Linked DNA regions of Homo sapiens: region 1 is linked to region 2. A link is an interaction called in ENCODE POLR2A ChIA-PET data of the cell type or tissue named here. Cell type or tissue: HepG2. All regions are shown on one strand. Links, peaks and the distances in the headings refer to the core of each region. The heading gives the core; the rest is flanking DNA.

Region 1 (9,688 bases), core at 792-8,791, 76 kb after region 2:
GTAGTGGCTAGCTTTGTTTTGGTTTGTTTCACTGGGGATTCACAGTCTTGCAGAGTGTAGGAATCCTACCACAAACTGAGTTGTAAAAGGAATGTTATCAAAGCACTGCTTTAGTTCACTGGGTATTGTTGCCTTTTGTCCTGGTCGCCCTAAGCCCTGATTTCAGGCATGTAGGCAGCAGAATACCTTCTAGGCATTGCCCTTTGAAGTAAACTTTTTGTTCCAGGCGGAATTTTTCCATTTGTTCTGTCGAAGAAAAATTAAGTTCTCGAGACACTGCCTTGCACTTGAGGATTTTCTTGGGAACACGGGCTGGTAAGAGAAAAACAAATGTTGAAGCCTTTCTAAATGAAAACCACAGGACTATGATGCTTCAAATTTCTGGGAGCTTCTTACAGCTGATTTAGAGAACACTTTCTTACAGCTGATTTAGAGAACACTTTCTTACATTTTGGATAATGCCTTGGTAAGTGCATTACACTTTGTGTGGCTGAAAGCAGAGGTCTCTAATTGGTCACCCGTATCTGAAAGATATTAGATCTTCAAGGAACACCAGGTTTTGTGCATCTAAGGGCCTCATCTAACTACTCTCATCAGGAAGGGGGCTGCATGGGTACCTTCTCTCTACTCTGTTCTGGTGATTTTAACCCCTTCCTTCTTCTTTACTTCAGGGAGATAAAAATGCAAATTTTCTTTTGGAGAAAAAGTTGAGATCTTAGTTTCTATCTTTGGGTATGTTCTAATGGTAAAATATCAGCACAAAATGGGTTTTGGGAAGTGAGAGAAAGAACTGTTAAGAAAGTAACTGGCTGGGCGTGGTGGCTCACACCTGTAATCCCAGCACTTTGGGAGGCTGAGGCGGGCAGATCACTTGATGTCCGGAGTTCGAGACCAGGATGGCCAACATGGTGAAACCCCATCTCTACTCAAAATACAAAAATTAGCCAGATGTGGTGGCGCACGCCTGTAGTCCCAGCTACTCGGGAGGCTGAGGCATGAAAATCGCTGGAACCTGGGAAGCAGAGGTTGCAGTGAGCCAAGATCACACCACTGCATTCCATCCAGCCTGGGTGATAGAGCAAGACTGTGTCTCAAAAAAAAAAAAAAAAAAAAAAAAAGAAAGTAACTGAAACTGTCAACAACACATGGATTAACATGCTGTGTCTTCAGGGGCTCACCCGCCTATTAGGTATGTGTTAACTTAGCTCTCTTATGCTCAGGTGCTAGTCTGGCATTGGTCACAGCCCTGTGTAGATAAAGGGTTGGAAAGTACCTTCATGCTCCACACCAGGGACAGACAGGTCTTCTGTTCCTTGCCAGAGTATCTTCCCTGTCTCAGCATCCCGAAGGTTCATCCAATTTCTGATCAAATATGACTAAGGAAAAATAAGGCACTGAAAGTGACTCCCACTTTGTATTCTAGGTGTCTCATGTTTACTCCCACCAACTCTTGTTTACTTTTTAAAAAGTTTGTCAAACTGCTCATTGCCATGGAAGCACATAAGAATGTGAGGAGAGTCAAAAAGACATCTAAAGGAAGAAGCAGAAACCTAGAGAAGTTACTTTTATCTATGAGAATCCTAAGACTGCACACACCTAGAGACTGCAAGAAAGGGACAGAAAACGAATAGTGCAAAATTTAAAATTTACCAACAGGATCTGACCAACCAAGATAAAATACCTAAAGAAACAAATATCAGATGTACCCCAAGGAAACAACTCATGAAGATCACTCTATAGTGAATGCCACAGTCCATAAACTTCACCCACAAGCACAGAACTCTCAAATTGCTTTGTAGTGGCCCCCTCTGTTTTTTTTTTTTGAAACAGAGTCTCACTCTGTCACACAGGCTGGAATGCAGTGGCACAATCTCGGCTCACTACAACCTTCATCTCCTTGGTTCAAGCAATTCTTGTGCCTCAGCCTCCTGAGTAGCTGGAATTATAGGAGCACGTCACCAAGCCCAGCTTATTTTTGTATTTTTAATAGAGATGGGGTTTCACCATGTTGGCCAGGCTGGTCTCGAACTCCTGACCTCAAGTGATCTGTCTGCCTCAGCCTCTGAGTGCCCTGTTTTTAAATATGAGAAGATAGCCAAGTATCAACAGAAATTTAAGAAAGCATTTATTATGAAAGACAGACCAAAACAAACTAAAAGAAAAAAGTAACTTAGAAGAATAAAGAGGCTTACAGATAAAGACATAAGTTTTAAAAAGGAGCATTAAAAAAGAGAGATAAGACATAACCTTTACAGACACTAAAAATTAATATAATAAAATTCTGTATATTTTAGGTGAATTTCTCTGGTTTGAGGTTACAACTTATGAAGCTGGTTAACTGATGTTCTCTGTCAGAAAATGCCTTCTAACATAAGTATTTATATTTTCTAGTTTCTGTATTGTTTCATACATTAAATGAGTCAATAATACCAATTTAAAAAAGAATATTCAGAGAACAAAAAAGAACTCTAGAAACACATATATTTTGATAGCAGAACCAAACAACTCAACACAAAGACAAAATTGAAGAAAGCTTTCAGAACGAAAAAGGCAAGGATAGAAAACAGGAGAGCAGGCTGAGTGTGGTGGCTCACACCTGTAATTCCAGCACTTTGGGAGGCTGAGGTGGGTGGATTCCTTGAGCTCAGGAGTTTGAGATTAGCCTGGGAAACATGGTGAAACCCCATCTCTACAAAAATACAAAATTAACAAGTCATGGTGGTGCATGCCTGTGGTCCCAGCTACTCTGGAGGCTGAGGTGAGAGGATTGCCTGAGTCCACAAAATCAATGCTGCAGTGAGCCGAGATCATGCGACTGCACTCCAGCCTGGGCGACAGAGGGAGACCCTGTCTCAAAAAAAAAAAAAAAAAAAAAAAGGAGAGTAAAGGCACAAAAACTTATAGTCCAAGAATAGTCCAAGAGTTCTAGTGTCTAACTAATAGAAGTTCTAGAAAGGTAGAACAGAGAGAACAGAGGGGAGGATGGCATCAATAAATTAATTCAAGAAAATTTCGTAGATGGAAAGTGTCTAGGCCAGGAGCGATGGCTCACCTGTAATCCCAGCACTTTGGGAGGCTGAGGCGGGCGGATCACCTGAAGTCGGGAGTTCGAGACCAGCCTGACCAACATGGAGAAACCCCATCTCTACCGAAAACACAAAATTAGCCAGACGTGGTGGTGCCTGCCTGTAATCCCAGCTACTCAGGAGGCTGAGGCAGGAGAATCACTTGAACCCGGGAGATTGCGCCATTGCACTCCAGCCTCAACAAGAGCGAAACCCTGTCTCAAAAAAAAAAAAAAAAAAAAAAAAAGGGTGTAGCAAATGCCCAAGTCACATCATTAGTGCATTTACAGAATATCAAAGATAAAGAAAAGCGAAAAGCTTCCAGAGGTTAAACAAGTCATTATACAAAGGGTCAAATCAGAATAGGAAAAAAAATCAGAATAAATCAAATTCAAAAGGAACCCTGGAGGGTAGGAGACAACTTAGCAGGGCCTTTAAAATTTTCAGGGAAACAATTCCTGAAACAAACTAAAAAATATTTGCTTTCTTAAGAAACTAAGGAAAATATGGCTTCATCAAAATGACAGAGAAAACCAAGAAAGGGGATGACATGGGATATAGCAAGCAAGAAACAGCTGAAGGGAGTCCCCTGAGTGACAGTGAAGGAAGATCCCAAGACAATAGCTCTTTAACAGGTCTGGAGAGTGACTAGTCCAGGGTCCAGGCTAGAGCAGGTCACAAAGCTCAGGAAGAGATTTTCTTTTAAAAAGATAAAATTCATAGAATACCTAGTGTGTTTATATGGAAAGGAGATTTATACAATTAGAGGGAGATTTTGGGGTCAAATTCATGAGAAGCACAGAAAATCTAAGCAAATGACAAAAATCCAAGTACTGACATCAAGAAAAATTAAAGGTAGTACTGGAAGAAAAAAGTAGTCATAGTATAACTCATGGCTTCATTGCAAGTAGTGCTGATATGGTCATAACAATGAAAGCACATGCTAACACCCAATATAATTTACCTGGGAGGATGGGGGAACAAGAGTATGTATATCTGGATAGTCAGGCACGAAATGTTGAGAAACAACAAAACTGTCATTTTCCGTAGTGGAAAGTGGATAAATAATGCTAAAATGGAAACATTACGACATAGCCACATTTTGCTTTTTAGAAATACCAAGATGAATACCAAATAAATAAGCTAAAAAGGATTGAAAATAGTTTTCTCTGGGGAGTAGAAAATAGGGGGACAGGGAGTGGTGCTCTTCATTAGAAACTAGATAGACTGTGTTTTTTGTTTTTTTTTTGAGATGGTTTCGCTCTTGTTGCCCAGGCTGGAGTGCAATGGCATGATCTTGGCTCACTGCAATCTCCACCTCCTGGGTTCAAGCAATTCTCCTGCCTCAGCCTCCTGAGTAGCTGGGATTACAGGCATGCACCACCATGCCCGGCTAATTTTTGTATTTTTAACTGGAGATGGGGTTTCTCCATGTTGTTCAGGCTGGTCTCAAACTCCCGACCTCAGGTGATCCGCTTGCCTTGGCCTCCCAAAGTGCTGCGATTACAGGTGTGAGCCACCTTGCCCGGCTGACTATGATTCTTTAAATGATGAACACATACAACTTAATAAAAATAAAGACTAACTTTAAGAAGAGAGTGCTAAGGTTTTTTTTGTTTTGTTTTAAAAAACAATTGACAAACCATTAAAGGAAAAGAAAATTAACATTATGCAAGCACAGAGGCTGTCTGCAAAAGATCGTTAATATTTGCGAAGAGACTGAGCTGCAGATAAATATATGTATAATATAGATATAGTTTACATGTGTCTTTTTTTTGGTTTTCTTTTTTTGCTATCTTGTGATCAGACTCTCTTCCCAAAGAAGAGAGTCTCTACCTTGTGGAAGGCAGTGACTGCTTTGCACTACAGCAGCTAGAAAGGCCAGATCCTTTTCTCCCAGCCCTGGCATAATCAGGGGTGAGCACAAGAAGGCCTAGCCTTGGACACGTGCTACCCAGTTCTGGGGTCCTGAAGCTACAGGACTTTCGAGGGAGTTGGAAGTTCTTCAGGGTGGGGGCAGCAGGGGCATGCCAACCTGCCCTTTCCTACTGTGTGGTCTTTGCTACAGACCCTGTCCTTCAACTTCCAGGCAGCTCCAAAAGCCTCAGATACCCTTTCCCATTGTTTGAATAGCTTGCAGTGAAGAACCCTAAACAACACAGCTGACTGGAATCATCATGTGTGTAATAACACTATATTTTACCCTCTGGAGAGATTCTGTCTAGGTTTTGCTGCTATACGAGAAAAGTCTCGGCTGGGCGTCGTGGCTCACGCCTGTAATTGCAGCACTTTTGGAGGCCGAGGCGGGCGGATCACGAGGTCAAGAGATCAAGACCATCTTGGCCAACATGGTGAAACCCCGTTTCTACTAAAAATACAAGAATTAGCTGGGCGTGGTGGTGTGCGCCTGTAGTCCCAGCTAATCAGGAGGCTGAGGCAGGAGAATCGCTTGAACAGAGGAGGCGGAGGTTGCAGTGAGCAGTGAGCCAAGATCATGTACTGCACTCCAGCCTGGCGACAGAGCAAGATTCCGTCTCAAAAAAAAAAAAAAAAAAAAAGAAAAGTCTCAAAATATAACAAAGGGTTATTCAGCAGAGTGCCTGCAATGTGATGAGGAGTCTATCTTTCTGTGCACTCAACCTGCTTGTGGGCATCCCTGCATGAATGTACTGTCGCTTTCAGATCACATTGGCTGTGTCATTCTCCCCTCAGGGTGTGCAATTCCTAACAAACTCTCCTTCTATGCTCAATACATCTCCAGACAGTGCCGTTCCTCTCCACCCGTGTGATCTGCCTTCCTCTGGTTCATATTTTCAAACTCCACTTTTTTTTTTTAAACAACTAAATTCAAAAGCAAGTTCACATACTTCCTTAGGTCATGTCTCACAATTATAATTACTATAAATATGCTCACACATCCCAGGGTCTCTATATGTTAAGAGAAAGCTTCCCAACGGCAGAAGGAAAACAACAGATACTACTGCTCTATCAATCCCCTCTGAGCTCAGATCTAAACTGTCCCAGGCAGCTAAGCCCAAGGTTTTCTGAAGACATAGTCCTCATTCGACCTTCTCTGAACAAGCTTTTCATTCTTTCACAGCCGATAGTGTCCTATGTACCCACTACGGCAACATGGACATCAGACTTTCTTAAATTAAACAATAAGACTAAACAAAACTAAAATGACTTCTACAGTTCCAGGCTCACAGGCAGATGAGGCATTCTAGCAAAACTAGAAAAGTCCCGGAGGGTCCCTGCACAAAGCTGCAGTTGGAGCAGACTGAACTTCCAGAAAAAGCACTACTGTGACTGGCAGAGGTCAGAAAAGCAAAGCCTGGGGCCAGGACTTACTCTTCAATCTATGTATTAAATGATAAAAAAGAAAGATGTTTTAAATTAGTCTTCTATCTGGCATTTAGTGAATAGTAAATTTAAGCTCCCCTTATTTCAAGGGAGAGAAGTAGCTAAAAATACATGGTTGATTTCCACAACATGAATGTCTTTTCTCTGTAAATAACCAGGTTAAGGACTTAATTGCTTTTCTTTTTTTTTTTTTTTTGGAGACAGAGTTTCGCTCTTGTTGCCCCGACTGGAGTGAATGGCACGATCTCGGCTCACCACAACCTCCGCCTCCCGGGTTCAAGTGATTCTCCTGCCTCAGCCTCCTGAGTATTTGGGATTACAGGCATGCGCCACCATGCCCGGCTAATTTTGTATTTTTAGTAGCGATGGGGTTTCTCCATGTTGGTCAGGCTGGTCTCGAACTCCCAACCTGAGGTGATCTGCCTGCCTCGGCCTCCCAAAATGCTGGGATTACAGGCGTTGAGCCACCGTGCCCGGCCCTAATTGCTTATCTTTTTGGGAATCACATAAAAATATATTCTATAAAATATATTTATATGTTTAGCCAGTTCAATATACATAGTTATTCCTGCATGTGCCCTAATCTGGAAAATTATCTACCAGTATCTATATCATGTGCATCATTTTATAATCCTTGCACATTTTAATCCTTAACAAGTTTTGTAAGATTTTATCCTCAATACAGCATTAGAGAAATACAAAGAGAGCTCCATCCAACGACGTTGGGATTGAGGCCATTGAAGGCCCCTCTAAGTTCTGTAATTTTAGGGGTGAAAAGGAAGCCCTTAGTTCATGGTAGAAATGCAGCAATTTGGGAACATCTTTATAAAATGGAAATCCATAATAGTCTATTAGTAAGGAGAAATAAAAGTTATTAAGGTAGATGTCTTAAAATAATAACAATGAGAAAAGCTGGTCCTCAAAAGAGGAAACTTCAAGTTGACTTCTGAGGAGCCAAAACAAAAACAAAAACACACAAAAAAAACCGAGGAAACATTTGGCTAAAAATGCTAGAAATGAAAGACAAGCTTTGATGATTGGTCATCATCTGGCTAAAAACATATTTGTTTTAACAGCTTACTGCTAACCAGATTTTTTAGAGAAAAAGAGCCTGAGTTTTAAGACTCAAAGGTCAAGTCACTTCCAATCTTGAGAGGAGGATTAGGTGGACAGGCTTTAAAGGAGGGGCTGGAGTACTATTTATAAGTTCTACCCTCTGGGTCAGCCAGGTCTTTGTTCATTTAAAAGCTCCCTGGTGATTTATACGAAGGATGAGCACAAAGGAACATTCCTTTCCTATGGGAAGCCTCCTGCTTAGAGGAGATCGGGCTCTGGTACCCTCTAATTTGGAACCAGGCAAACATAAGGAAGCACTTTCGTATGTAAAATAAGAATATCTTAAAAGTAAGCTTCAGAACAAAACCAATAGTTTGCAAAGTATTAAGCGTTAGGAAAGGTAAAAAAGGAAGTAAATATTCCATAAATATTATGGAAGAATGGGTGACACTTGGCTCAACACAGGTTACGCAAATCCTCTTGTGTCTTACAGAATAGTTGTGACCTGGTGTGATTTAGGTGCAGTCTGGTGCTGGAGCTGGGGGCAGACTTGAGGTATAGAAGGCAGTGAAGGAGGTGGGTGGTAGAATGGGAAGGGAAGGATTGGGGATCAGAAGAGATCAGTTAGATGAACGGGGTACTAGGTAAATTTCCTTGAGAGATGTGAAAGTAGAAAACAGGATAATAAAATGATTTGAACCAAGCTTGTCCAACCCATGGCCTCTGGGCTGCATGTGGCCCAACACAAATTTGTAAACTTTCTTAAAACTTTTTTATTTATTTTTTAGTTCATCAGCTATCGTCAGTGTATTTTATTTTTTAATTTTTATTTTACTTTATTTTATTTTTGAGACGGAGTCCCAATCTGTTGTCCAGGCTGGAGTGCAGTGGTGCAATCTCGGCTCACTGCAACCTCCACGTCCCAGGTTCAAGTGATTCTCCTGCCTCAGCATCCTGAGTAGCTGGGATTACATGTGCCCGCCCCCATGTCCGGCTAATTTTTTGTATTTTTAGTACAGACGGGGTTTCACTATGTTGCCCAGGCTGGTCTCAAACCCCTGACCTCAAGCAATCCACCTGCCTCGGTCTCCCAAAGTGCTGGGATTACAGGCATGAGCCACAGTGCCTGGCCCGTTGGTGTATTTTACATGTGCTCCAAGATAATTCTTCTTCCAATGTGGCCCAGGGAAGCCAAAAGATTGGACACTCCTGTTAAAGTAGTTTGTAACAATCATCTATGAGTATTTTGGAATGAGTACACTGGTTCTGAGAGACTTGATTCGTTTTAAATGGAAATAGTCAACATCATTTTTTATATAATAAACAGATCCACACTACATGCCCGTACCTCACCGGCCAGTTGAAGGAGGAAGAAAGAGAAATCAGGGTAAGAGAACAGAGAGTGAGAAGGAATGGGGAAGACAAAAAGCAGAAAGAGAAAAGAAACACGGGGGACACACACAGGAGAGACACAGGGACGGAGTGAAGGGGAAAAAAAGACTGAGAAAAAACACAGAAAGGCCCACATACAACTCAGAACCAAGAGACAGAGCCAGGACAGAAGGCAACAAAAAGGAAGAGTCTCCGAAAATTTGGAGATAGATCCCATACAGTTTTCTTCCTACTTTAATACTGTATAGCTGTCTGGGTTAGTGAGTTTCACAAGACAGTTTGAAATTGATGAGAACAGGAGGAAGACTAAGTATTCCAAGTGTTAAGCTCCTCTGAAAATGTTAATTGGCTGGTTCATAGTTTCGTGTAATTTATCATCCAAACGATGATACTTTTTTTCTTTTGAGATGGAGTTTCGCTCTTTGTTGCCCAGGCTGGAGTGCAGTGGTGCGATCTCGGCTCACTGCAACCTCCGCCTCCCGGGTTCAAGCGATTCTCCTGTCTTAGCCTCCTGAGTAGCTGGGATTACAGGCATGCGCCACCACACCTGGCTAATTTTTGTATTTTTAGTAGAGACGGGGTTTCACCATGTTGGCCAGGCTGGTCTTGAACTCCTGACCTCAGGTGATCCGCCTGCCTCGTCCTCCCAGAGTGCTGGGATTACAGGCGTGAGCCACCACACCCGACCTATGATACTTTAAAGAATGAAAGAGTGTGCTAACTGAAGAGCACATTTAAATGAGCTGGTTCATAAAATGTGCTACAACAGTCCTTGGCATTAGTAAGCCATGTGTTAGCTATTATTATTATCA
Region 2 (9,688 bases), core at 1,047-9,046:
GGTGGCTCACACCTGTAATCTCAGCACTTTTGGAGGCTGAGGCGGGCAGATCACGAGGTCAATATATCGAGACCATCCTGGCCAACATGGTGAAACCCCTTCTCTACTAAAAATACAAAAATTAACTGGGCGTGGTGGTGGGCGCCTGTAGTCCCAGCTCATAGGGAGACTGACGCAGAATTGCTTGAAAGCGGGAGGCGGAAGTTGCAGTGAGCTGAGATCGCGCCACTGAACTCCAGCCTGGGCAACGACAGCGAAACTCCGTCTCAAAAACAAACTTCTACCAAGAACTTGTATTAGTTTTATGGCTAAGGTTTGCTTTTAAACATTTTCTTGATCATTGTTTTACAGGAACATCTCTTTAATGGAAATTTTTAAACTTATTTTTGCCTCCCCCAAATCCATAACCCCAATTTGAAGTAGAAAGTTGCAAACTATGGGGATGAATTTGCGGAAGGGTATGTCTTTTCTTTTTCTATGAACAACTCAGAATCACATCTCAAAAGGTGTAGGCACTTTCAAGAACGCTTCATCCGCCCGCTTTAAGCACGCGCACCGACGAAAGAGTTTGGGGAGCGAGCGCCTCGGGCTTCCCCGGAGGGGAATTTTCACCCCCGCCAGAGGAAGAGGGCCCAGCTGCGCCATTAGCGCGTGCGAGGGAAAATGGAGGCTCCTGGTCCCACCCGCGCACCGGCGCCTGCGCCCTGGGCGCCCACCCCGGCCCGCGAGGCGGCCACGGCCGGAGAGAGAGGGCAAGGGAACCAGTGCCGTGTCGCGCCCCACCCTGCGCCCGAGCGCAGTGCCGGCGAGCCCGGCTCCGGCCCTTGAGAGTCCGCTCCAGGCCGCTCCACACCACGAGCCGCTCCGCAAGTTTGCAGCGCTCCGTGCTTTCCCTCCAGCCCTTTGTGTTCTAGCGCGCGTCGGAAGGAACGCGGGAACGCGCGCCGTGCTGTGCGCCTGCGCAAGGGTTCAGGCGGTGCGCCAAGCCTGGAGTCAAGAGTGGGCGAGGCTCTCGGCCGCTCCGCCCCGGGCCGCCTTCGCTCCGCCCCTCGCCCGCCATTTCGTGCTCCGCCGCGTCTCCCGCGTCTGGGGCGCGGCTTCCGCGTGATGGACGCCCGGAAGCCGGCACAACAAATGCCCAAGCGCCAGGGCTTCGCTGTCTGCAGGTCCTTCCGCTGCCCGCGGAGCGAAGATGGCGCCTAGAGCTTGCAGCGTTGCCCAAATATGGGGGGAATTAGGCGCCTCTACCTCCTCAAGAAGGGTCTGCCGGCTGACCTCGGGGGTGTGCACGTCCTTCTGTGTGCAGAACCCTGGGGCGTGCGCCTTTCTGTATGTGCACAACCTCGGAAGTGTGCGCATACCCTTGCTTACACTCCCTAGCACGCACACCAAAACTCTGGCATGCACGAACCCGCGGGTTTCCATGTTTTCGTATGTGCACGACCTCGAGGATGTACTTGGACCCGAGAATGTCCGCATTTGTGTTTGCACAGGTCCGGGTGTGCACGGACACGTGCATTCAGGAATGTAGTGGTTCACAGAAGCCGCTGTTTGCGCGGCCCGGGGATGTACGTGGACCCTCGAGTGCTAGCCCCGCCTCCGCTGTCTGTGGCCCGCGAACACGATCTTGTTTCCGGCCTGTTTTGGATTCATTTGCACTTGCCCAGTTTACATGCAAAGCATAATCTGCCGACCACCCCAAGCAATTTTTAATCTTTCCTTCGTTCTTTCTTCACTGATTTTTTGGCTCCTGCCCTGGACCCAACTTTGCACTTGGGCGCACACGGTGATAGTGACGCAGAGCATGAAGCCAGTGGGAGAAACGCCTAGAAATAGGCAGTTAGGACAACCTGAGACCACTGTGAAGGAGGCGCTTGGCTTGTCAATGACAGGGGAAGCGGCCTGGAGGAAGCCGTGAGCCGAGACCAGGGCATGGGGTAGAGGGAATAGGGTAATGGGCCCAGGACTGTTTGGGGAGGCATTCAGTCTCATTTGAGAGGATGGTGGGTGGAAGCAGAGGAGGCAGGTCATGGAGAGGAGTGTGTGGGGAAGGGACCTGTTGGTGAGGCTCGGGGGGCAGAAGACTTGGGCAGGCGTCTGAAGTGAGAGCTCGCATGGACTGGCCTCCCTAGGGAGCAGTGGGGAGAAGCAGCTGGGGCCTGGGGGTAGAGCCCGTGTGCCCACTGTTGACACCTTCGCGGGCTACTGCTCCTCGTGGCTTCTGTATGGAGCACAGGCCTCTTTCCGGGAGAGGGACTCGGACTGCAGGCTCCAGCCCTGCACTGCCATGAAAGGCCTGGGCAGGTTGTCTGCATAAGAACAGTACCTCTGGTGGTGGAAATGGAGGGAGACGCCACGGCACAGAGGACCTGTCCCAGACACGCGGGATGGCAAGCATCAGAGCTGGAGTGACTGCCGAGGTCCCCTGGTGAGGCCCTCCTTGTCTCTCCCTCAGCAGCCTAGTCCCCTCTGATTTTTTTTTTTTCTTTTTTGAGACGGAGTCTCTGTCGCCCAGGCTGGAGTGCAGTTGGCACCGTGTAGGCTCACTGCAACCTCTGTCTGCTGGGTTCAGGCACTCCTGACCTCAGGTGATCCACCCGCCTCGGCCTTCCAGAGTGCTTGGGATTACAGATGTGAGCCACCGCGCCCGGCCCGTCCTCTGTTTATGGTTACGGGTACTCTCCAGTCATGCTCACGGAAAACCTCTCCCTGGAGGTGTCTGCGTTTGCCTTGAGAATCCCTCTCCACGAGGTCCCCAATGTGTCTGTCCCCAGCTCATTGGAACATGTCTCAGGGAGCAGGGGCCACTTCGCACACTTTGCAGGACAGCCTTTTTGCTGTAGGCCAGATCTTTTTTCTTTTTCCTTTTTTTGGAGACAGAGTCTTGTTCTCTTGCCCAGGCTGGAGTGCAGGTAATATGATCTCAGCTTACTGCAACCTCCACCACCTGGGTTCAAGCGATTCTCATGCCTCAGCCTCCTGAGCAACTGGGATTATAGGCATGTATCACCACACCTGGCTAATTTTTGTATTTTTAGTAGAAATGGGGTTTCACTATGTTGGCCAGGCTGGTCTCGAACTCCTGGCCTCAAGTGAACCACCCGCCTCAGCCTCCCAAAGTGCTGGGATTACAGGCACTAGCCAATGCACCCGTCCTAGGCCAGATTTTTTTTTTTTTAATCTGAAATGAAGGTTTTTTTTCAGTCACCCAGAAGACACTTTTTTGTTTTGAGAGAGAGTCTTGCTTTATTGCCCAGGCTGGAGTGCAGAGGTGCAATTTCGGGATTACAGGCACATGCTACCACGCCTGCCTAGTTTTTTGTCTTTTTAGTAGAGACGGGGTTTTCTTGGCCAGGCTGGTCTCAAACTCCTGACCTCAGATGATATTCCCGCTTCAGCCTCCCAAAGTGCTAGGATTACAGGCGTGTTCCACCGCGCCCAGCCTAGACCAGATCTGTTTTATCTGAAACGGAAATGAAGGCTTTTTTTCTGTCACCCAAAAGATACTTTCTGAGCACATGGTCTGTTAAGCCTCTGTCTGGACTAGAGATAGAGCTGTGGAGCAGTTCCTGCCTCTAAGGAACATACAGGCCCAAGTCCCAGGACATGAGGGTCCAGAAGCAGACAAACAGCTTCTTTCCACTGAACCTGGACCTGCCTTCACCCTCCCCACCCAGCCCCGTGCATCTTGAATTAAAACAGAGAAGCTGGGGATTGGATGGCGGCAGGCCCTTCTCCCCACCAAGAGAGTGGCCCTGCCAGGCACTGCCTTCCTCTTTCCCAGGCCTGGGAATTGCCCCCAGCCCCTGCTTCTGGGAGTAACGGGGAGTTGACTGCACTCTGGGACACCAGTTGGGACCCTCCTCAGAAGGGGATGGGGACAGTCCTCAGTGCAGGGCAGTCTGCGGGGGAGGCCATGGTGGGGCTATCCCACTGACCTCCCTCAGCACCATATCTGGACAGCCGTGCCACCCTGGGAGGTGGGGTGAGGGGGCCAGTGTCTAGCCGTCTAGCTGTTGTTCCCGTGACACTCAGGCCTCAGGGCAGGTTGTGCCACTTTCATCCACCAGCAGGGCCAAGGCCTGGAGCCCGCAGGGCACCAATTCTGAGATCTGCTCTAAACAAGGCCTGCATCCTTCAAAGTTGGTGAGGTGGTCTCTTCTCCTGTAGGACAGGCAGGTTTCCTACTTTCCCCAAAGGCCCCAGGACTTGGGTGATGTCCTTCTCCGTCAACGGTCCTCTCCTTCAGCACAAGGCTCCAGAGGCAGCTCCCCATCCCACCCCACTCCTGAGCAGGCGGCCGGAGCTGCCCCCTCTGAATGCCACGCTGGGCAAGGGGTCCGTGCCTGGGAAACACCTGGTGGGCAATGCTCTGGCCTCAAGAATAAACAACGGGGATCTAGATGATGCCACCGTCCTCAGTCTCTGACCTCCAAAGGAGCCACATTCAAGAGAAGGGAGGTCCCTCCACAAATGAGACAGCAGAAGAATAAATGCTACCCTGTGCCTGCCGACTTCCTGCAGAGGTCTGTGGGCTCGTGTAAATAATTGAATGGAAAACTTCAGAAGGAAGGCAGCCCACGGGAGCCTGGCCTTGCCCGCCAGAAAGCAGGTTATAAAATGTTTCCCATGTAAGTGGTGGCTGGGGGTAGTCAGGAGGCCTAGTTACAACCCCGAGAAGTAAGGCTGCCCTGGGCTCCCAGGGGAAACACTGGGCTGGGTGGGTGGGCGCTCTTCAGGGAGTAGATTCCTCCCGGCCACCCTCAGCTCCTAGTCTCTTGGGTGTGGTAGCTCCAAGATCTCAAAGCCCAATCGCCGAGCCCGGTGGTTTCCGATGTGTCCTACCCTCCCTCCTGCTGCACATGCAGCTTGCATTGCTGGGGAGTAAGGGGAGATGATTTCCGGCCAGCACAGGCAAAGCCAGGCAGGGAGTCCCCTGAGGCGGCGCAGCAGGAGGACCACCAAGTGTGGCCCATACGCCCGGCATCCGGCCCTCTCCCTGCCTTGTCCTCAGCTGAGGCCTGAGGTGAATTGTAGGCTGGGCCGATTCCCCACCCCTGGCCTCAGGGCGGTTCCTCCTGGGTCCAACTGCCCCAGCCCAGGCCATCTGGGAGGCAGGCTGGGCGGGGAGAGAGGGAGGGAGGACGTGTGTGAGCCACTGCCCAGCCCCCGAGGCACAAACATTTCCTTATGTGGTGGCTCTGAGTGCCCGGGCGACACCCTAGAGGCTGCTGGGGAGGGCCAGGGCCGGACACACCCTGGGTGATCGCAGAAGCAGAGCCCCTGCCCAACAGGATCTTGGCCTCATCTTGTGGAGGAACGGACCCCCACCTGGCTCTTTGTCCCCTGGAGTGGCCCACAATCCCCTAGGAGGAAGTGGTCACTGCTTCTGTACGGGATGTTTCCCCAAATTCCCCGTGTTTGCAAGAGAAACTGTGAGATTAGAGGTACAGCAGAGACCCCAGCCCCGGGACAGGAAGGGGTGAAGGGTGGGCTGGCAGGCCCCTAGCCTCAGGGTGCGCCTCCCGCACCGCCCCCCACTCAGCACCAGGCACGGCGCTACTCCCTTTGTTTCCGGCAGGCTTTGGGAGCTATATTTGGCTGTGGGGGGATAACAGGGTGACTCATGGGAGGGACGGCCCGGGGTGGGAAGTGGAGGAGCTGTGTCTCTGGAAATGCGGCTCCCTCTGTTCCCAAGCCTGCCGCAGGTGCTAGCCCTCCGTGAGCGCTGAAAGCAAAACAGCCAACAACGCCAGGGCTCCCACCTGTAATCTCAGCACTTTGGGAGGCCGAGGGGGGCAGATTGCTTGAGCCCAGGAGTTTGAGACCAACCTGGCCAGCACAGTGAGACCCCGTCTCTACAGAAAAAAATTAGCCAGGTGTGACGGTGCACGCCTGTGGTCCCAGCTACTCTGGATGCTGAGGCAGGAGAATCACCTGAGCCTAGAAGTTCAAGGCTGGAGAGAGCCGAGATCACGCCACTACACTCCAGCCTGGGCAACAAAATAAGACCCTATCTCAAAAAAAAAAGAAAGAAAGAGAAAAGAAAAAGAAACTGGGCAGACCCAGCATAGCTGCCTCCCACAGCAACGCAAGGCTGCATGGTCCCTGCACTTGCTCTCGGGGTGTAGGACATTGACCTCAGGGGGCACCCCAGCTGTCCAGAGTCTGGTTAGCACACCCCAGGCCTGATCCCCTGGGATGTCTACTCAGACCCCCGAACTGCCCTAGCTTCTCAGGCCAGTGTCATTTCTCCAAGGTGACAGCCTTTAAAGCAGATTTGAATGGCTGACAGGGCGTGTTCCCCATGGGATATGTATTTTATTGTTGTTTTATGGCTTTTTTTTTTTTTCTTGAGACAGAGTCTCACTCTGTCGCTCAGGCTGAAGTGCAATGGAGCAATCTCGGCTCACTGCAACCTCTGCCTCCTGGGTTCAAGCGATTGTCCTGCCTCAGCTTCCCAAGTAGCTGGGATTATAAGCACCTGCCACCATACCTGGAGAATTTTTTTTGTTTTGTTTTGTTTTTTGAGACACACCTGGCTAATTTTTGTTTTTGTTGTTGTTTGTTTTTTTTTTTTGAGACAGAGTTTCCCTCTTGTTGCCCAGGCTGGAGTGCAACGGTGCAATCTCGGCTCACTGCAACCTCCGCTTCCCAGGTTCAAGCAATTCTCCTGCCTCAGCCTCCCAAGTAGCTGGGATTACAGGCACGTGCCACCACACCCAGCTAATTTTGTATTTTTAGTAGAGATGGGGTTTCTCCATGTTGGTCAGGCTGGTCTCGACCACCTGACTTCAGGTGATCCGCCTGCCTCGGCCTCCCAAAGTGCTGAGATTACAGGCATGATGAGCCACTGCGCCCGGCATTTTTGTATTTTTAGTAGAAATGGGGTTTCACCATGTTGGCTGGGCTGGTCTCGAACTCCTGACCTCAGGTGATCTGCCTGCCTTGGCCTCCCAAAGTGTTGGGATTACAGGCATGAGCCACCGTGCCTGGCCAGGATATTTTTTAAATGGGGCTCCAGTAAGAAATGTGCTCATTCCAGTGCATCTTGAATTGGTCTGATTTCAGGGAGTATATAGGTTGAGGCTGACTCCGAAAGTTAACCCTGGTCTAGGAGGCCTTGGCATGCCAGCACCGCCAGTACCACCCCCACCGGGCTGAGGGGATGAGCCTGCTGGGCCTGGCTGCCAGCTGGCCCTGCGACTCCCATCTTTTCTCCGACAGCCCCTTGATGCTCGGCTCCCCGGGGTCTGTCCTTGGTCCCTCAGTCAAGGGACATCCATCTCTAAATTGCCTTCCTCCCTTGGTCAAGGGACATGCATCTCTAAAGTGCCTTCCTCCCAGCGACTACCCTTACCACCTGACACTGGGAAAGTCACCTCCTGCCTCAGAGCTCCCATTGGCCCCAGCCCAACTTGCCCCATCCTGATTCAGTGGGAATGGGTAGGATTCAAGCCCCCCAGTTCGAGACCCAGTCTTCTGTGGTACACTAGGATCCCAGAGCTGAAGTAGAGAATCTGGTTAATACATCAGTGTACAGACTCTTCAGTTTTAAGATTCTCTTTCCATACTGGGGGAGGTCTCAGGAATCTGTAGAAGGTAGATGGGGAAATGGACACTCAGAAGCATCAGACACTTCACAATCCAGATGCTGATAAAATGGCCAAACCTTGGTGTTCAAAGGGATCTTAGTGGTCATCTCATTCAACCCAACTACCCAAAGCAGAAATCTCTTCTACTGCTTCCTTGATTGCTTCCAGCAGCGGGGAACTCACTGCCTTGGTATGGTTTTGTTTTGCTTCTTGTTTTTGAGATAGTCTCTCTTTGTCACCTAGGCTGGATTGCAGTGGCATGATCATGGCTCACTGCAGCCTTGACTTCCTGGGCTTGAGCGATCCTACCTTCTCAATCCACTCCCCCTCAAAGTAGCTGGGACTATAGGTGTGTGCCACCATGCCCCACTTATTTCTGTATTTTTAGCAGAGGCAGGGTTTTGCCATGTTGCCCAGGCCAGTCTTGAACTCCTAGGCTCAAGTGATCCTTCTGCCTTGGCCTCCCAAAGTGCTGGGATTACGGGTGCGAGCCACCACGCCCGGCGGGTGTGTTCTGTCTTATACTTAAAGGAATTAAAATTTTCCTCCTTCAGCGTCTGTCCTCGTGGTCCTTGTTCTGTGTGTTCTGTGAAAGCAGAGTTACAGGGTGGTTTGCTACCCGCTGCATCCCACCACCTCATACAAAGCTGGGATGTAGCGATGTTCAATGGATATGCTGCCGGAATGATGGATGAAGCAATACTGAATGTTAGCCATGGTGCTGCCTTGCAGTCATCTACTCTAGGCTATACAGCACCATCTCACATATGACAGACAGGGTTTCCAGAACATTCCTCATCCTTCCCACGCCTCTACCACATGCAGGTTGCAGAGTTCTTTTGAGCAGTGGGCCCTCTGCAGTGAACTCAGTTTTCCAGGACTGTCCTGAATGGCACAGAAGTGGAGTGGGGCATGCCACCCCTCGGGGTGCACTCCATGCTGCTGTCCGCACAACCTGCCCTGCGAGGGCTTATTTCAGCATCACGCCATAGGTGCATCTCTCTGAGCCCCAGGCTGGTCCTTGGTGCAGCAGAGATGCAACTTTAACTTCCAGAGTTTTAGCAAAGCATGGGGCTCCTTGCTTTGTATGGCAATGGTACCACACCTTGGAAGAGGGCAGCCCCAGGCCCTCCTAGGTGGAACCTGTTCAAGGGGCCAACAGTCTCGTTGTGGGGCAAGAAGATGCCAGAGTGTGCCCCTTGCTTAGTTTCCTCAGTGAGCGAGACCTGGCATTGGGGGTCTCCCAGTCCCCAAGCTGAGAGACCCATAACCAGGTCATCAGCAGTTGTCTGACTGTGGGTGGAGGAGCCCCTGGGCCCCAGGGCTTCCAGGCACTGTGGCTCAGCTTTGCCGGCCCAGAGAGCCACATAGGCATGAGGTAGTTGTGAACACACAGTTCTGGGTTAATAAGTGTTTGCTGACTGACTCCCAAGGGCTAGGAGGTGGGGAACTGCCACAGGCTGGTGGCTGGCAGACTTCATATGGCACCTGGGACGCTGGGGGGTCCTGGTCCCCTCTGCCGTGAGGGGCCAGGTCAAACTCATCCCTCTCACCCCAGCCCACAGGTTGCAGGTCTTTTTTTTTTTTTTTGAGATGGAGTTTCACTCTTGTTGCCCAGGCTGGAGTGCAGTGGTGCAATCTTGGCTCACTGCAACCTCTGCCTCCCGGGTTCAAGCGATTCTCCTGCCTGAGCCTCCCAAGTAGCTGGAATTACAGGTGCCCGCCACCACGCCCGGCTAATGTTTGTAGTTTTAGTAGAGACAGGGTTTCACCATGTTGGCCAGGCTGGTCTTGAACTCCTGACCTCAGGTGATCCACCTGCCTTGGCTTTCCAAAGTGCTGGGATTACAGGCGTGAGCCACCACGCCCGGCCACACAGGTTGCAGATTTGATGAAGGGCAGGGAGGAGGCTCTGGCTAAGACCAGGCTGGATCTGAACTTGTAGTCCAAAGGCAGAAGGAGTGAGATCCAGACTATCCCAGGAAGGAACTGGGGCCTCTGGAAAACCAGAGAGGTTTTCCTCCCCTGAAGGGGTTTTGTGGCACCGTCCCTCAACAGGCCACCTGGTGGCCACAGAGGCTCAGGCAGGGTTG

The links. Peaks named below come from ENCODE experiments on the same cell type or tissue, not always from the same donor. Only the 100,000 strongest peaks of a DNase experiment are listed, where the experiment ranks them.
Region 1: POLR2A ChIA-PET joins it to region 2 with 6 read pairs; 6 of 35 experiments call an interaction of 5 or more read pairs at or near these places.

Annotation. Positions count from the first base shown.
Region 1 is chr2:231,737,827-231,747,514 of GRCh38, forward strand. It overlaps PDE6D (phosphodiesterase 6D), which reads right to left. Exons shown (of 5, transcript NM_002601.4): 2 at 1,274-1,362; 3 at 187-312. Among named protein-coding and RNA genes, the nearest start is that of MIR1244-1, 29 kb to the left of the region's middle. In HepG2, for the core only: no CTCF peak of the experiment used is centred there; no DNase peak of the experiment used is centred there; H3K27me3 peaks cover 773 bases.
Region 2 is chr2:231,661,431-231,671,118 of GRCh38, forward strand. No RefSeq gene overlaps it. Among named protein-coding and RNA genes, the nearest start is that of PTMA, 42 kb to the right of the region's middle. RefSeq lists silencers at 575-774, 5,647-5,706, 9,590-9,688 and enhancers at 888-1,182, 1,115-5,968, 4,461-5,668, 4,807-4,866, 5,016-5,551 and 3 more. In HepG2, for the core only: no CTCF peak of the experiment used is centred there; DNase peaks (open chromatin) are centred at 5,131 and 5,621; H3K4me3 peaks cover 1,065 bases; H3K27me3 peaks cover 4,261 bases.